Linked DNA regions of Homo sapiens: region 1 is linked to region 2. Evidence: chromatin loops called from intact Hi-C (ENCODE). Cell type or tissue: GM12878. All regions are shown on one strand. Each heading gives the region's core, and the rest is flanking DNA. Links, peaks and the distances in the headings are about the cores only. Region 1 has its middle 150 kb from the start of SCDAL. Region 2 holds the start of LINC02253 (long intergenic non-protein coding RNA 2253).

Region 1 (8,340 bases), core at 262-8,261, 740 kb after region 2:
CCTGACCTGAGATTCAGTTGCTATAACCTTTGCACAGCTCACCTGCTCCTCCTCCAGCCCCCAGGAGTGGATCAAACAGCCACCCAGTCCAGCCATTCTCAGCAACAGAAACTAAGCTAGGCCTGATCTATATCCTCACTATAACAACAGCTTAGAAATAGTTTTGTGGCCCTACTACTAGAGACCACCTTCAAGGTGGATAGCAATACCTCTTTATATAATAGTCTCTACTAAGCAATCAATCCTTCAGCCCTGAATTTCACTAATATGTAATTTGCATTTCTCCACCTTATCTTACAAGGTTCTCATGAGAGACCACATCAGTTGTCTTTCAGAAGTTCATACACACTTCATCTCCCTGACACGTAACCATATCCAAAAAGGAAATGAAGTTATTAATCTGGCAAGGTTTATACTCAGCGAATCCATCCTGGCTTCTAAGACCACCACTTCCTTTTGTCAAGGGCTCACAAACCGTCCTCTTAATAATCCATTCCAGAGTTTCACTCAGGATTGACATTAAGCTCGCAGGTCTATAGTATGCAAAATCCCCTTTCCCCTTTTTCAAAAGCTGGGACTGTGCATGTCAGCCTCCTGTCTCTCAGCACCTCCTCCCCTTCATGAAAGGCAGCTAATGGAGGATTTGCCTAATGTCTCTTAATGAGAGAGTGCACAGTCAGGATTAGTAGTCAGCAGACCGTGAGCGTCCAGCCTTTTGCTTCTCCTTTTCAGCCATGACGATTTCCCCACCCTCTTTTTCCTTGAGATTAGAGCTCTCTACCAGAATTGCCAAGTGCAAGATTTCTTTACAAAAAATAGGCCACCTTCTCTCTCCCCTTGATGTGCTTCTCCTAGGGAATTGGAATAGGAGGCAGAAGGGGGAACTGGGGCCCGAGGCCTCCGTGTGCACACAGCACAATCCTAGAGCTCCGGGGAGGAGCGGTCTGTGGTGTTGTCTTGGCTGCAGCCGATTGGTAATGCCTCAGTTCATTTTCAAATTCAATGTTGGGAAACGATTTTACCTGGAAGTCCTCTAAACCTGAATCTGAAAGAATTAGGGGGTGGGGGTCACTTCTGTGCAAGTGGCAAGTTGGAAATTCCCTGCAATTCCCATAGTCCAAACATCCACATGTATCTGAAAACCTGGACCCTCTGGGTTGGTCTAATTGGACAGAGCTGCCTTCCTGTTGACTTTCTTTCCATTTTCTTATGTGAATACCTTCATCTTTAAGTGTCAGTCCAATTCTCATTTCACATTTTTAAATCCCAACTAACTTAGCATAAGCTAATTAGAAAATCCACACTATACCACCTTTTAGGGCTCAATTACACAAAAATCAGAGTGGCGCTGGGCATATGTCTCAGCAAAATAGATTTCCAAATTGGTGTAAAGTGTACTTAATATTGATAGCTCTGTAATTTCCAGAAGAGTTCAGAATCAGAGTGATGTAATTAGGTTTTATTTGAAGTTTTTCTTTAGATTTAAAAGGAAAAAGAAGGGGGAAAATCAATATATTACCTGGCTAGGAAGTAAAAGTAAGTGAATCACCCATCTGTCTTAATTTATTTCATGAACTGAGGAGAATAATATTCACCTCTCTGGATGATGTTTTACATCATGAATAGATACAGTACTAATTTTTAAAGGCTAAATTTAATGTTTCCACAAAACAGAAATAATGTTTTTCAGTCCTGGCTCACAATATAATTTAGTACAGAAATGACACATAAAATATGTAGGCAACCTTTTATGTCGTCTATATACTTAATACTTCCTTCACTTTGTGCCACAGTATGGATCTTATGAGAGAATAAGTACCTTTTTATAAACAACAACAGCAACAAAGAAAAATAACAGACCAAAAAATAAAATGTGTGTTCCTCTTGTGAGGGAGGAGAAAAAGAACAATTTGTTGAGGAAAGAGGGCACGAGATTTAAAGGGGACAATTTGATCTGAGCCACCTTCCTTTGGTGTTGAGCTGAGAAAGATCATTAGCAACTCTAAGACTCTTGTTTTTATCATGAATACTGTGGTCGTTACAACACACATTTAATGTACTAGTCAGCTGTTGCTGCAACTGTGTTCTGTAACAAACAACCCCAAGCCTCAGTAGCTCATAGCACCATAACTTATTTCACACTCATGTAGATGGTGTAGATTGGCTGAGGTTCAGCTGATTTCTGCTGACCTTAACTGAGCTCTGCTACTGCAGACCTTGGGTCAAGTGGAGATTTGCTCTCCAGTTTTTCATTCTGGGACCCAGGCTACAGGAGTAATGGCTACCTGGGGCACACCCTTTTCATGGAAGAAGTCAGAAACTCAAGTAGGGTAAAGAGAAGAAGCCTCTTCCAGCAGCAGTTGCTGAAGAAAAAGATAAAACCCACACCCACATTCTATGGACCAAAGCAAGTGAGCAAGTGTCTTGGCCAAGCCCAACATCAACGGGATGGAAAAGTGTATTCCACGCATAGAGAGCATGAAAAGGGTGGGAGAGAAGGCAAATATGAGCATGAGGATCAGTCTATCACACTCCACACACCTATTATAAGGAGGTTCAAATGAGTTACGGTATATAAAGCACCAAGCACCTAACAGGCACTCAAAATATGGTAGCTATTATTGGCCATCTAATTATGTGATTAAGCTGTCTTTAAATTACCAACACATTTCTCAACCCCAATTATGCTGAGCCTTTACAGACTGGCATTATAATTGCTTGATACTCGGCTATAAAGGGAGTGACTTCTTGCCAAAGAAGTGTGTTGCCCATTTGAAGCCACACACATCAATACTATGGATTTGGCCACAATACAGGCTGAGGAATGTGTCTGGAATTGGCATATCTTGGTTACAAGAAGAATCAACCAGCTTATACTTTCTCACACTTACCTGGACAGAAATGAACGGATAGCTGCCCTTTCCATAGTCAGCTGGTGAAACTGTTACAAGTTGTGCTGCTGAAAAAATGAATCAATGCAAATTGTTACGATTTTTGGAGTGTCTGGCGGAGCTATCACTAGGTGAGACTTCACTAGATTGAGAACTTCCTTTTTTGTGAGTTGGCGTTTTTCCATTTGTTTATTAAATTTTTATGCTGTTTTCTGCTTGGAAGCAAAAGATAAGTTTAGGAAATGCAATCCCTTTAGAACATTCTGGGCAGGCAAAAGTAGACCTGAGATCTTGTCCAATTCTGACTCATTTCTCTCACAAGTACATCTCTTTTTTTTTTTTTTTTTTTTGTGAGACTGAGTCTCGCTCTGTTGCCCAGGCTGGAATGCAGTGGCACAATCTCAGCTCACTGCAAGCTCCGCCTCCCAGGTTCAAGCCATTTTCCTGCCTCAAGCTCTGAGTAGCTGGTGGGACCATAGGCGCCCACCACCACACCCGCGTAATTTTTTGTATTTTTAGTAGAGACGGGGTTTCACCATGTTAGTCAGGATGGTCTCGATCTCCTGACCTCGTGATCTGCCCGCCTCGGCCTCCCAAAGTGCTAGCATTACAGGGGAGCCACCGCACCCGGCCACAAGTACATCTCTTAATCTCTTTGCCTCCCTCTGCTCAACTATAGAGTTGGCTTAGAAAATCTTTGCAATCCCATCAATGTCAAAAATTCTATGATCCTAATTCCTGCTCAAGTTAGAAAGCTCCCCAGCAGAGACGTAGCTCTGATATAGAGGGGACATCAGTTGCCAAGGCACCATTAGTTTAAAGGACACCCACAGGCAAAAATCTTGGTGGAGCATTCAATCCAAAGGGTTTTACTGAGTTATCATTGAATTTTTTTTTTTTTTTTTTTTTTTTTGCCATTCTTTTCTGCTACCAACACTTGACCTCCAATACATACCCCAAGCCTGTCCATGCCTCTCTATCCCTGCTGCGGCCACCTGGCCCAACCTTACCCCCTCTCATCTAGAAGCAGCAGAGCCTCTTCCCTGGCCTCCCTGATCCCACTTTCACCCCACCCAGACTGTTCCCCATCCAGAGGCCAGAATGCTGTTTATAAAATAAAAATCAGATCATCCCCTCTTTGCAGTAAGTCTTCCTCTTATTCCTAGGATAAATTTCCAAGGCTTCCATGGTCTTCAAGGCCCTACAGCACCCAGGGCCTGACTTTTTCTCAGTCCTTTCCCCACCCTTATTCCCTGAGCTATAGTTGCAGAGGACTTCTTCTGGTCCTTGACCATGATGAACTCATCTCGGGTCTTTTATTCCTCCTTTCTCTCTACCCTGATTTTCCCCTCAACTCCAATGTCTCCTCAGAAAACTTTCTTGACCATCCTGTGTAATGCATCCTCCTCTCCATCCCCAGCCTCTACTATGTTACATTTTTTAGACCCCTTATCCATGCAAAATGGTCTTGCTTATTTGCCTGTTTGGTTTTTACCTAACACAAGAACACAAGCTAAACTGGTCCCTGCTATATGCTGAGCAGCTAGAATATTACCTAGAATGTAGTCCATACTCAACAAATAACTGTCCAATAAATGAAGAAATCAGTGAGTTGAGCTGGCACACACATGATCTCCCCAGCTCCGAAATAAGGAGAGTTCATATCCCAGTGGCCCTTTGAGTGATTGGAGTGGGTTCTCCCTAGAACAATAAAGTGAAATAGTAACACTAGCTAGTTCTGCCTCATAAAGTGAGCAAAGACTCCAGAATGTTCTGAGCTACAGAAGTGGGGTCCAGGTAGACTTCACTAAGGTCAACACACAAACCATTCAATGTTGGAGAGATTTCTCAGCCACACGGAAAGGAAAGACTCAAGCACTCAAAGAATCCGGACAGTGAGAATCAAGAGAAATCATGAGAGAGTCACAGGTGTGACCCAGCTTAGCCCTCCACCTCTCGATGGACTCTCTCAGCCTTGGCTTCCTCATCTCTGAAATGGGAATAATAACAATCATGGGCTGGGCGTGGTGGCTCACGCCTGTAATCCCAGCACTTTGGGAGGCCGAGGCAGGTGGATTGCTTGAGCCCAGGAATTCGGGACCAGCCTGGGTAACATGGCAAAACCCTGTCTCTACTAAAAATACCAAAAATTAGCTGGGCGTAGTGGTGAATGTCTGTAATCCCAGCTACTTGGGAGGCTGAGGTGGGAGAATCACTTGAACCTGGGAGGTGGATGTTGCATTGAGCTGAGATAGTGCCACTGCACTCCAGCCTGGGCGACAGAGTGAGACCCTGTCTCAAAAACAAAAAACAAACAAACAGAAAAGAGGCCAGGCGTGGTAGCTTATGCCTGTAATCCCAACACTTTGGGAGGCCGAGGTGGGCAGATCACCTGAAGTCAGGAGTTCAAGACCAGCCTGGCTAACACGGTGAACCCTGTCTCTACTAAAAAATACAAAAATAAAAAATAAAAATAGCCTGGCATAGTGGCAGGTGTCTGTAATCTGAGATACTGGGGAGGCTAAGGCAGGGAGACTTGCTTGAACCCAGGAGGCAGGGGTTGCAGTGAGCCGAGATCCCACCACTGGACTCCAGCCTGGGTGACAGAGCAAGACTCTGTCACCAAAAAAAATAATAATAATAAGTAAATAAATAAATAAATCATCATTGTCAGCTGATGGACTTGTTGAAAGAGCTAAATCAAATATATGAGAAGAGGCTCTAGTACATAAGATGTATTCCTTATTTCTTTTTAGAAGATTACATCAGTTAAGATGCTTTTGGCAGCAAGTACACCCCTAACTGAATGAGGTTTAAACAACAGGAACTTATGTGGTTCACGTAGCCTGAGGACAGAGGAGATGGTCTCAGAGGACAGAGGAGATGGTCTCAGAGCCCAGCAGCCTCAGGTGGACTTGCTCGAGATTTTCTCCACCTTCCCCGCATAGGTACAAAATCCCCTCCAAGGTATCATCAGTCCTCAGGTCTCCCATGACAAGTGCTAAAGGAAGGGAAGGCACTACTTCTAGGTCTCTCGCCCTCTCTATCTTTCTCCCTCCCGCAAGCAGTATCTTGGATATTTTTCTTTGATTCCTTTGATGCCTACCTTCCACCCTCCTCCTTCTCTGTGCCCTAGCAGCTGGTCTTCCTGGGCTGGGGTGGGCTCTTCTGACCCCTGGCTTCCTGTTGCCTTTGGCTCCCTCACTGCAGGCCACCCTCTCCCCCAGCCAGGCTGGTCTCTTTCAGTTCCAATAACCATTCCCCATTCGCCCTTTCAGCCCAAGAGTGGCCATGGCTCCCTCATGATTCCAGCCCCACAGAGGATTCCCTCAGCCATCCTTAGGCTTTCCTTCACCCTGCCCCAATCTTTGTAAATAGTCTGTTTATGAAAGTATCCTTCATTGCTCTGTCTGAGTGAGCCTCTGTTTCCTGCTGGGCCCCTGGCTGAAACAGAAAAAATCATCTTTCTCAGAGGCTATCCAACACTCCCATCCCTCCCCCTGCCTGCCCCGCCTGCTCGCCCTCTTCAAGAAAGTCTTTCCTTCAGGTCTCAGTCTCTAGGCTTGGACCATGCAAGGGAGCCTGGAAAAGCAAGTATCTGACATTTCCTGGGAGAGTGGGGTGGTTCTTGGTTGGCAACCAACAGTGTCGGCCTCACGACACTTTGATTCTTGATCAAGAGAAGAAACAATGTCTATAGGCAGGGGGTGTGGCTCCCAGTTTTTTGGCAGCAAACTTTTGTGGGTCACGGTTTGCCAGCAGTTATTGTGGTTACGGTGGTGGTGAGCAGCAGGAAATTGCTCCAGAGAGAGGCGGAAGGGACAACAGAAGGCTGCCAGTCACCTGCTGCAGGCCCATGGAAGCACCCTCACAGCACCAGCGGCAATGAGAAATTGCTGACTTTATTTGGGAAGTCGGAAACTCAGATCCTCATGATCAAGTGTTTCCTTTCAAACCAAGACCCAAAAGGCAAATGTGCATTAGTTGTCATCGTTGTTTTGCTCATGATCTTTCCTTTGGGTCCCCACACATTCAAGGCACAAGATTCTTTGGCCAGAGGTAGAAGGTGTGTCACTTGCATTTGCATGCATAACACATGTATGATTAACTCTTAACTAGCATGAGCTAACGAAGGCATCTGAGACAAGTCAGAGCATGGTGGGGATATCAGATGGCCATCTATTTTGATACAGTGTGGTCCTGACATCTTTTTGTTTTGTACACATGGTGTGATGTCTGTTTGGAATGGCCCAGACAGTAAGCCATCCTGTCCTCGGCCTTAATAAGTAGTTTTATTGTTCTTGTTGCTGTGTTTTGTTTTGTTTTGTTTTGTTTTTTTAGGGAAAGAGTCCTGGCTCTTAGCCATAATGGACAAAAGGAACAAGTTCTTAATGTAAAATAAGCCAGACTAGGAAACATAGTCTCTTTTGTAGAGACAAGGTCTCTTGTCTTAATTAGCTGGATGTGATGACAGGTGCCTATAGTCCCAGCTGCTTGGTAGGCTGAGGTGGGAGAATCCCTTAAGCCCAGGAGTTTGATGTTGCAGTGAGCTATGACTGCACCACTACACTCCAGCCTAGGCAACAGGGTGACATCCTGTCTCAAAATACAAAATAAAATAGGAATATATTTGGCCATTGAACACATATTGTCTGTCCAGCCACCTTGGATGTAAACTTGACTTCCATGATTTCTCCTTTGTTCACAAGAGCGACAAAGGTTGCTAAGTAGGCACAATACGTTATATATATTTATACATATTATATATTTATCTTGTATATTGAATGTGTCTCCTACTAAAAGGCAAGCACAGGGTTTGTGTTTCGTTATACATATTTATATATATTATATATTTATCTTGTACATTGAATGTGTCTCCTACTAAAAGGCAAGCACAGGGTTTGTGTTTCATTATACATATTTATATATATTATATATTTATCTTGTATATTGAATGTGTCTCCTACTAAAAGGCAAGCACAGGGTTTGTGTTTGTTTGTTTTTTGTTTTTGAGACTGGGCCTTGCTGTGCGGCCCAGTCTGGAGTGCAGTGGTGCAATCTGGGTTCACTGAAGCTCCTGGGCTCAAGCGATTCTCCCACCTCAGCCTCCTGAGTAGCTGGGACTACAAGTGTGCACCACCACCCCCAGCTAATTTTTTAATTTTTTTGGAGAGACCGGTTTTCGCCATGTTATCCAGGCTGGTCTCAAACTCCTGAGCTCAAGCAATCAGCCTGCCTTGGCCTCTCAAACTGCTGGGATTACAGGCATGAGCCGCTGCACCCAGCCAAGGTATTTTTGACTGTTGTGTTTCCTGCTGCATTTTCAGTACCTAGAATGGTAACTGGTTCTGTACGCATTTGTTCATTGTAGGACTACACAGGTGGATGAATGAACAGCTAAAGGTAGCCTCAGACGTCTGCCACATGGAGTTCAGACCAGAGCTGCTCA
Region 2 (8,340 bases), core at 126-8,125:
TCTCGTGAGGTGCCATATGTGCTCAAAAACCTTTGAGAGATTTTGCTTAGTGATCTACACCAGCTTCTTTTCTTTGTTCTCTTTAATACTCAGCAAGATTAAAATATCAGCCCAGTACTCCATAGAACCTGTAGAGTGCAGGTTACTTCCAACCACAGTGTTTGGACTAATTCCAGTATAACATCATTGCAAAGCGCATGCTTGCTGACTATGTAAACCAAGAAGGGAGTGTATAGTGTTTGTTTTGACAAGTTTGGCCCCACAGGGTTTGAGAATATGCTACTCTTGCTGTCTCAACCTTGGAAATTGGAACTATCATTAAAATAATAGTAAAAAATCATCTCCCCTTGCAAAGAGCTTCGGTGGCTTTTCCTTGCCTACAGGATCAAGTCTATCTTACCTAGCCTTTAAGGGCTCCCGTCCATTAGCTCTAATCACCTATCCTCTTGGCCACAGTGTTTGTTACAACGTGTCTATAAGCTTTTTCTCACAGAGTTCTATAACAAAATTAAAATTGAGGTCCAATTAGATCGAGAAACATATTCTAAGCTTCTCTAAGTATTCATACTGTACTTAACATAATAAAGGCTCTGAGAAGTCCTGCATTAAAGAAACTGGCCTGATTTCAGTTAATTCGAACTTATCCAACCAAATGAAGTGAACAACCAACCCAACCCCAAAGCAACTTTTGCCATTTGAGGCACAACCAACTGGAGAGACACTGTCGTAAAAGAAAAAATTATTCAATGAGACTAATTTATTTTCTCTTTCCAAATAACGTATGCCCCCACCCCTATTTCCTGAGTGTGTGCCTGTGCGTGTCTGTGTGTATGCGTGTGCATGAGTTTTCTCAAGTTGACCACATCCCTGGTCCTCCTTCCCCTAGGAATCCTTTTCTCCCACATTTTGACACACCCACACTGTGCCATTTGAGCCTCTCCTGTCATGTCTAGCAGACGATGACTTTCTCCCTGACCGAGATGGCTTCAGCCCTTACTATCTTATATGTCCTGCCGTTTACACCTGGTATCACATCAGTTCTCATTTTTACATATGCAAATTGCCAGTCTAAGTTCTTGAAATCATCAATCACTGTTCAGTTCTTTAAAAAATGGATCAACTTTGTAGTCAGGCTGTCGGATGAGGTCTCACAGCCCAACCTCTTCTCACTGGTGGCCTTGCTTTGGGCAAGTCTTTCCCCTCAGGGCCTCAACATCACAGTCTGAACATTCCTTATGGATTTGCTATCAGTATAAAGTAAGATACTTTTTTTTTTTAATGAGACAGAGTTTCGTTCTTGTTGCCCAGGCTGGAATGCAATGGCGTGATCTTAGCTCACTGCAATCTCTGCCTCCCAGGTTCAAACAACTCCCCTGCCTCCGCCTCCCAAATAGCTGTGATTACAGGCACCCACCACCACAACCAGCTAATTTTTTTGTATTTTTAGTATAAATGGAGTTTTCACCATGTTGGCCAGGCTCGTCTCTAGCTCCTGACCTCAGGTGATCCGCCCGCCTCGGCCTCCCAAAGTGCTGGGAAGTAAGATACTTTATGTGAAGGATCTGGCATACAGAGGACACTCAATAAATATCATTAATATTGTTGTCATGTCGCTCCCATGATGCCTAGCCTTTTATAGTTACTGAACGATTTTAGTCATTGGTTTAATTAATGGAATGATACTGTTTGCTCTCTGTAAAGTTCCTCAGCTTCTGTTATCCCATCTGTAACACACCAAGCAATAGGCATAGACAACGCAGTGGCGATGGGAATGTGCAAAGCATGTTGCAGGGATGAAAAGGGTGAGGGCTCTGGGACAGAAGCTGCAGGTGAGAGGGTCGAGAGGAGGTGGGGTTATAGCCAGCAAAGGGCTTTGAGGGTTAGCGCTGCCCCACTACACAGGCCACTCGGTCGTTTCTCTAACCAAGCGCCATGAGAATGGCACATGAACACCCTCTCGTCATTTATAATGTTTCTCTTTCTTGATCTAACAGGCCTGAACAATACGCTGATTTGATATTACACCATTCTGACAAAGAAAACGATATCGATTCTAAAAGGAATAGCGTGTTTTGTAATGTTAATGGCTTGAAACCTCTTTTTTCCCAATGCAGAATCTCTGTGAGAAAACAGTGGTCCTCATTAATGCCTTGCGCACAGACTCCTCATTGTTTTTACTTGTGCTATTTCTTTGCACTTGGATGCAGAAGCAATAAATTTCCAGGGAAATGAAACTCACTTATCAGATTTCCCAGCATCAAGTTTCATATTAGGAGTGAAAAAATCAGTCTAACTGGACTCAATATAGCTGTAAACCAATATATGTAAGCAGTATCAGAGATTAAGCCGTCATCGTTGCATTTGTGAGCTTCCCATTTCAATCTGGAAGGAATAACCATTTTCCTAGCTGTTATTTAATGATGTAAAATATTCCTTAAAACAATAAATCAAATCAATTCAGGCAACATTCAAAAGACCAAATATTGTTCTCTTTGAAAGAAAAGCATGAATCACATGAGCACATTTTCCCTCTAAAATGTTAATTTCTTAAATTTTAAAGGGAGTAATACTTTTACTCTTTTAGTGATGCTATCAAAGGTACTAAAAATCAGTTTATAAGGCAATCTGAAGATTCTCATTTAGCAAAAAAGTTCTTATTCCAAAGTCTTTGCTTTTTTAATTCAAGATCAAGTTCTAACCAATATAATTTGCTTAAAATTATTTTAGTTTACTATAAGGCACTTCCCTTTTTACCAAGAAAATATTCAGAGTCTCATATAAAAATATAAAGTTATTATTAAAATATGCAGCAATAACCGCGAATGAATTTATGTTTATCATTGCCCTGCTCGTTTGGTGAATGGGGAATGACTGAGATGCACTATAATTATTGGTTTCTCTATTTTATGTTTGGATTTTTACAAACATGCACATACAAACACAAATGCACACAATAAATGTATGTACAAGTTATTGCATATACTATGTATACTTAAAATTCTAATTAAAGCAGTTAGCTATGACTCTCATTTAGCAGCACGTAAAATGAGTAATTATGCTTGTTGAAAGAGGCTACGAAACAGCCTTAGCAACTGTGAAAGAGCATCTCATAGATCTGCAACCTTTAAACCAAAAAGTTGGTAGAGAGAAAAATCAGAAAGTAAAAACCAAATGTGATATCTTACCAGTGCTCTCTCTGCAAGTGTGCTGTGATGTATTGTTTATAAGCGATGTTTTCAACTTATAGTGCAAGAGTCCAGCGTCCTTCCTGCAAAAGCACATGCCTGCAGATTTAACCAAAATTTTCAAAGATTCAAAACGTGATAGCCATTTTATGAATACCTTCAATCCAGAGCATCTGCACAGTGTCTAAATTGAACATTTAGACAAATAATTTTAATTTTAAACTCCTCTTTAAGGAAAAACTTTGTTTAAAAAAAAAACACTTAAGGACCTAATTGTACACAAAAGATACTGTTCACAGACATTTATGCATTTGTAGTTTAGAAGAATGTTTTAAGATCATATATAAAATTATTTTGTACAATGGAATAAAAGAGAAAATAAGAAAGAAAAACAAAAACGAAAACAAGAAGATCCGTGCTGTGGCGAAAGAGGAAATAGAAACGGTTGAAGTTCTAACTCACTGGGCACTTGCAGCTCACCTCTGTTGAACAACTGGCCTTGAGAACTTTGTCAGTTACGTTTTATTCCACAAGTTTGTTGTTTCTGAATCCTCATTTTCACTTTTATAGATGGTCAGACAAGGCTTAAATAGTGCATCGATTTATTGCTATATATCAATTTCTAAAACAACTTAACCAAATCGCACTTATTGTCCTTTAATTAATATGTGCTCTTTAAACTTTATTTTTTTCTTTAAATATAGTCATTGCAGTTACAAATCTGCCCAGATCTCCAAATTCACCTACAGAGTGCCCAGAAAGTCCACCGTTCCCTTTCTGATCTCTGCCACTAGGAGGCACTGCAGCCTGCTTTATGAAGGGGATGAAATCTGGCGAAGTGAATATTCCACACAACTATGGCTCCGGTGTCATTCCCTATTTAATGGCTGTCAGTGAGGGGGAAAGACAACGCGGCGGGTAATTAAAACCAAATTGCAGGCAGGAGATGACTGCACAAGAATGATATTGTCATTAATACTGATTTAACATGCACCTGGGTAAGGTGAGGGAGTGCGGCAAGGGAATTCACACTGAAGCCAGGGTTGCCTGATTTAAAGATGTAGTGTTTCCAGCTGAAGCATGTTTAAAAACTGAATAAAACCATCATATTATGACAGCAGAAATAAAATGGAAACAAATGTTCTACATATGTCTGTAAAGAAAAAAAAACTTCTATTTGTTGTAGCTTCGTGGACGGAGCATGTGCCTCCTCTTCTGAAGTTCAAAAGTATTTTTGCAGAAGGCTTTCTTCCCCTGTTGTTGGCTTCTCCTGAATAGGTTTGTAATCTGCTCATGTAGTTTTCTGTTTTCACAAGACTGTGGAGCTAGAACATTTTGGGAGAGATATTTACCCCATGGGACTCAGGATTTTCCAATCATGAACACCTTGCTGAGGCCATTGAAATCTAGGACTGAAAGCTTGTCAAAGGTGTGGGCAATATTGTTAATAGTATGAAGCAGGTGGCTCACTAAAGTGAATTCCAACCCCCCCCCCCCCAAAAAAGAAGAGGATTTCTCATCTTAGCATCCCTGAAATCTCTTTAAAAATTTTAATGATAAATGGCAAAACCCAGGAAACAACCACTAATCTAAGTTCAAATTAAGTAGTCTATTTTACTTAACATACGTAAAATAATCTAGCTAATATCTTTCCATATTCACTAAAAATTTCCATATTATGGCTTAGGCTAAATTTTACATTTGTTGTCAGAGGAAAAATATCGTGGTCTAGATCATGTACAAATTAAAAGCAACCTCCTATTTAAAGGGTTATTGGATGTTTCAGGCAGAAAATGTGCCGAAGATTCGTTTACAATGGTTGCAGTTCACCCTACCATGTCCAGAGTTTGCTCCTTCCGGTGGATTCGTGGTCTCGCTGACTTCAAGAATGGAGCCCCGGACCTTGGCTGTAAGTGTCACAGCTCTTAAAGATGGCATGGACCCAAAGAGAGAGCAGCATTAAGATTTATTGTCAAGAGCGAAAGAACAAAGCTTCCACAGACGGGAAGCGGACCTGCGCTGTTTGCCGTTGCTGGCTGGGGTAAGCAGCTCTTATTCCCTTATTTTTCCTGCCCATGTCCTGCTGATTGGTCCATTTTACAGTGTGCTGATTGGTCCATTTTACAGTGTCCTGATTGGTGCATTTTACAAACCTCTAGCTAGCTACAGAGCACTGATTGGTGCGTTTTACAATCCCAGCTACAGAGTGCTGATTGGTGCATTTTACAATCCTCTTGTAAGACAGAAAAGTTTTCCAAGTCCCTCCACCCAGAAGTCCAGCTGGCTTCACCTCTCACGACATTGAAAACGCTGTTCTGATTGATAAATCTCCTTCTGGTTTCACCTTAAATGAAATGTGTGCATTATAGAAATTGTTACCCTTCTGCCCAGCTCCAAAAGAGATGAATCATTAGGGATGTCATGAAGATTTTTAATCACATCATAAAGAAAGTAAATTCAAAGAGCATTCGTTCGGCAATAAAGAACATATTATTGAGAAAGAGCTCACTAAACAAGGTCAGGTAGGGAAAAATGATCAAATGTCATGGCTGCTGGATCTAGACCATGAGAGTTTTTTTCATGCCCAAATCATGATTTACAGAACAGTGATCAAATCTTCTAAATTTATTCCACAATACTTGGCTATTTACATTTTTAACGGGTTTTACATTTACAGATCTTTTATTTATCTATTTGTTGGTTTGTTTCATTTCTTCATTTTTGGAGATGGTCGCTGGACTCAGGAGCAGGTAGACATATAAAAAGCGCAAGTAAGCCTAATAACATTGAAAAATGGATAAAAGTTGGGACTTCTGCCTTTATGAAGCAGTACACATATTCTGTTCTATCACGGGATCCACTACTGGCTACTGAGATTTTAGAGGATTAAGTGAGAGATGGAAGAGAAAGTTTATTTCACTTGCCCTTTATAAAATGTCAAAGACAATTTTCTCCAAGAAGGAAATTTCTGGAAACTGTGACACTTCCTGGATGATCCAACCTGCCCATTCAGGCCAGGGGCTCTTTGATACCGGAAACCCAAGGCAGAAGAAGCTGCCCTTTGGATGCCAGACAGAATTTTGTTTTCCAATTCAGTTTTCACATTTGCACTGAAGACATCAGTGAAGCTCATCTCCACTCAAGTATGTGAATTATCTAGGATCAGTGGCTCTTATTGGGGAGTGGTGGAAGAAGATCCCAGTGGTCTCAATGGAGAAATAATTTTGGAAATGATGAGTATCCTCACATTTCAAGCTGTACAATGACTGCACGGTACGTGAAAGCCCAATTGTTAAGGAAACTTGCTGACGTGAGTGAAAGGGACAATTATTTGGACAGAAAAGGATGCTTTGCTATAATTAATATTGACTTAGGAACAGCTACACGTGGCAGGTCCCCTTGTTCTGACTGGTCTGTACCAGGGCACATGTGTTGGAGACATGCACAGTTACAAAAGGATCAGCATTTAAGCTCTCTTTCCGATTTTCACCCCATTTACTTTTGGATGAAACCTGGCACTCACAATCTCTTGAACTGTTCTCCCAGGTTGACGGTGTAACAAATATAATTTTTCAGCAAGATGGCTGCTGCCAGAAGCAGGCTCAGAAATGTCCATTTTAATTAAACATTTTACTTTCAATTACATTTCACAGTTTGCACATGGTGACACACGCTTTCATCACAAGGACTTTCAGATTGCTACATTAGTACTGTCTTCCTATGCAGGGAAATGTGTGTCAGTGAAAATTACTCACATATGAAAAACACACTTTTTCCTTTGACTCGATCTATGGGAATTTATTTACAAAAAGAGAATAGTAGTAGCTATTTCTAGACTTCTGGCCAGATTTTGAGGTGTTCAGTAGCAGGGAGCCCCCAAACTGATAAAGGGGCAATGGTGTGATAACTTATAGCAGAAGAAACCTGTGTTTTGTTATGTATACTCTTTCTTGATATGAGAAAAATATATGGCTATGCAACTTTACTGATGTTTCTGTGCCAAGATAAGTTATTTTAAAAAACAATTTTCACTTAAAAGTATCCAAAATTTATAAAGTACCCCTAAAAGCAAATTAACCAGATTTGATTCCTATCCTCCAGAAGCTTATAATACAAAGCATACACTCACACAGACATGTATTTTTTTTCAAAATGATACATAAACACATATTTCAAGAACCTTTTTAGATGTCTCCAGATTAGGAAAATATCTTTACTGCAACAAGATAGTAAACTCATTGGTGGCTCTTTCCGGAGCACACCACTTGAATAATTTATCATTCCAAGAACGCAGGGAAGAACTTTTTGTCAGTGTGCAGGTTATACATTTCTTTTTAAGCAGGTAAAATTGGGGAATAGTGCAGCCCAGGCATCGTTTTTTAAGTATTCATCTGAGATGGGAGTCCTGGAGAGAAAACAGTTTGCGAGAGACCTCTTCACATTGTTTTAAGTGAAATATCTTGGGCGATCGTCCCCCCATCTTAGAGATTTAACTAGAAATTAAGCAAGAGCTGAAATTCTCCTGGACCAAATGCTCTCTGCCGATTCCCCTACAAATAAGCCTCCATGGCAATTTCTTGGTTAGAGTAAGCCTAGGAGGGAACTATGTAGAGGAAAAGAAAGGTTTAATTTGGTTCTTTCAGTTTCACTTTTGAACACTGTTTTTTCTTCCTTTATAAATGTATTATTATTAAATTATATTAAATGTGTCAGTCTGCCTTTCTTTCCTTCTTTCCTCCCTCCCTCCCCTCCCTCCCTCCCTTCCCTCCCTTCCTTCCTTTCTTCCTTCCTTGCCTCCTTCCTTCTTTCCTCTCTTTCGTCTTTCCTTCCTTTCTTCTTTTATTTCTTCATAAAAAGTAGGCTCAGAAAAATATATTTGTATATGATTTAGTTATTTGTTTCACATGATTTCCACATTAGTAGAATTATCTCAAAGAGAACTGAGAGGTCAGCTTTTACAGGATATTATATTATAAAATTCATATTTTTGTCATGGAGGGGGACGCATGCTTGCATTTAATTCTGAAAGGAACACATTAAGAAAATATCTTCACAGAATGTAGATATAATAATTCTAAAGTTAGAAAAGTATTCAAAAAACTTACCAGTATAACTGTGAATGATGCTAGGACTAAATTCAAGATTAGCCCACTGC

The links. A loop is a pair of places that touch in the nucleus more often than their neighbours do. Peaks named below come from ENCODE experiments on the same cell type or tissue, not always from the same donor. Only the 100,000 strongest peaks of a DNase experiment are listed, where the experiment ranks them.
Region 1: it touches region 2 in a loop (6-fold over the local background); 3 of 110 quality-filtered maps call a loop at or near these places.

What each region holds. Positions count from the first base shown.
Region 1 is chr15:96,493,031-96,501,370 of GRCh38, reverse strand. No RefSeq gene overlaps it. Among named protein-coding and RNA genes, the nearest start is that of SCDAL, 150 kb to the right of the region's middle. In GM12878, for the core only: no CTCF peak of the experiment used is centred there; no DNase peak of the experiment used is centred there.
Region 2 is chr15:97,231,165-97,239,504 of GRCh38, reverse strand. It overlaps LINC02253 (long intergenic non-protein coding RNA 2253), which reads right to left and starts at 5,213. Exons shown (of 8, transcript NR_183855.1): 1 at 5,021-5,213; 2 at 3,186-3,284. In GM12878, for the core only: a CTCF peak has its summit at 3,982 (motif pointing right); no DNase peak of the experiment used is centred there.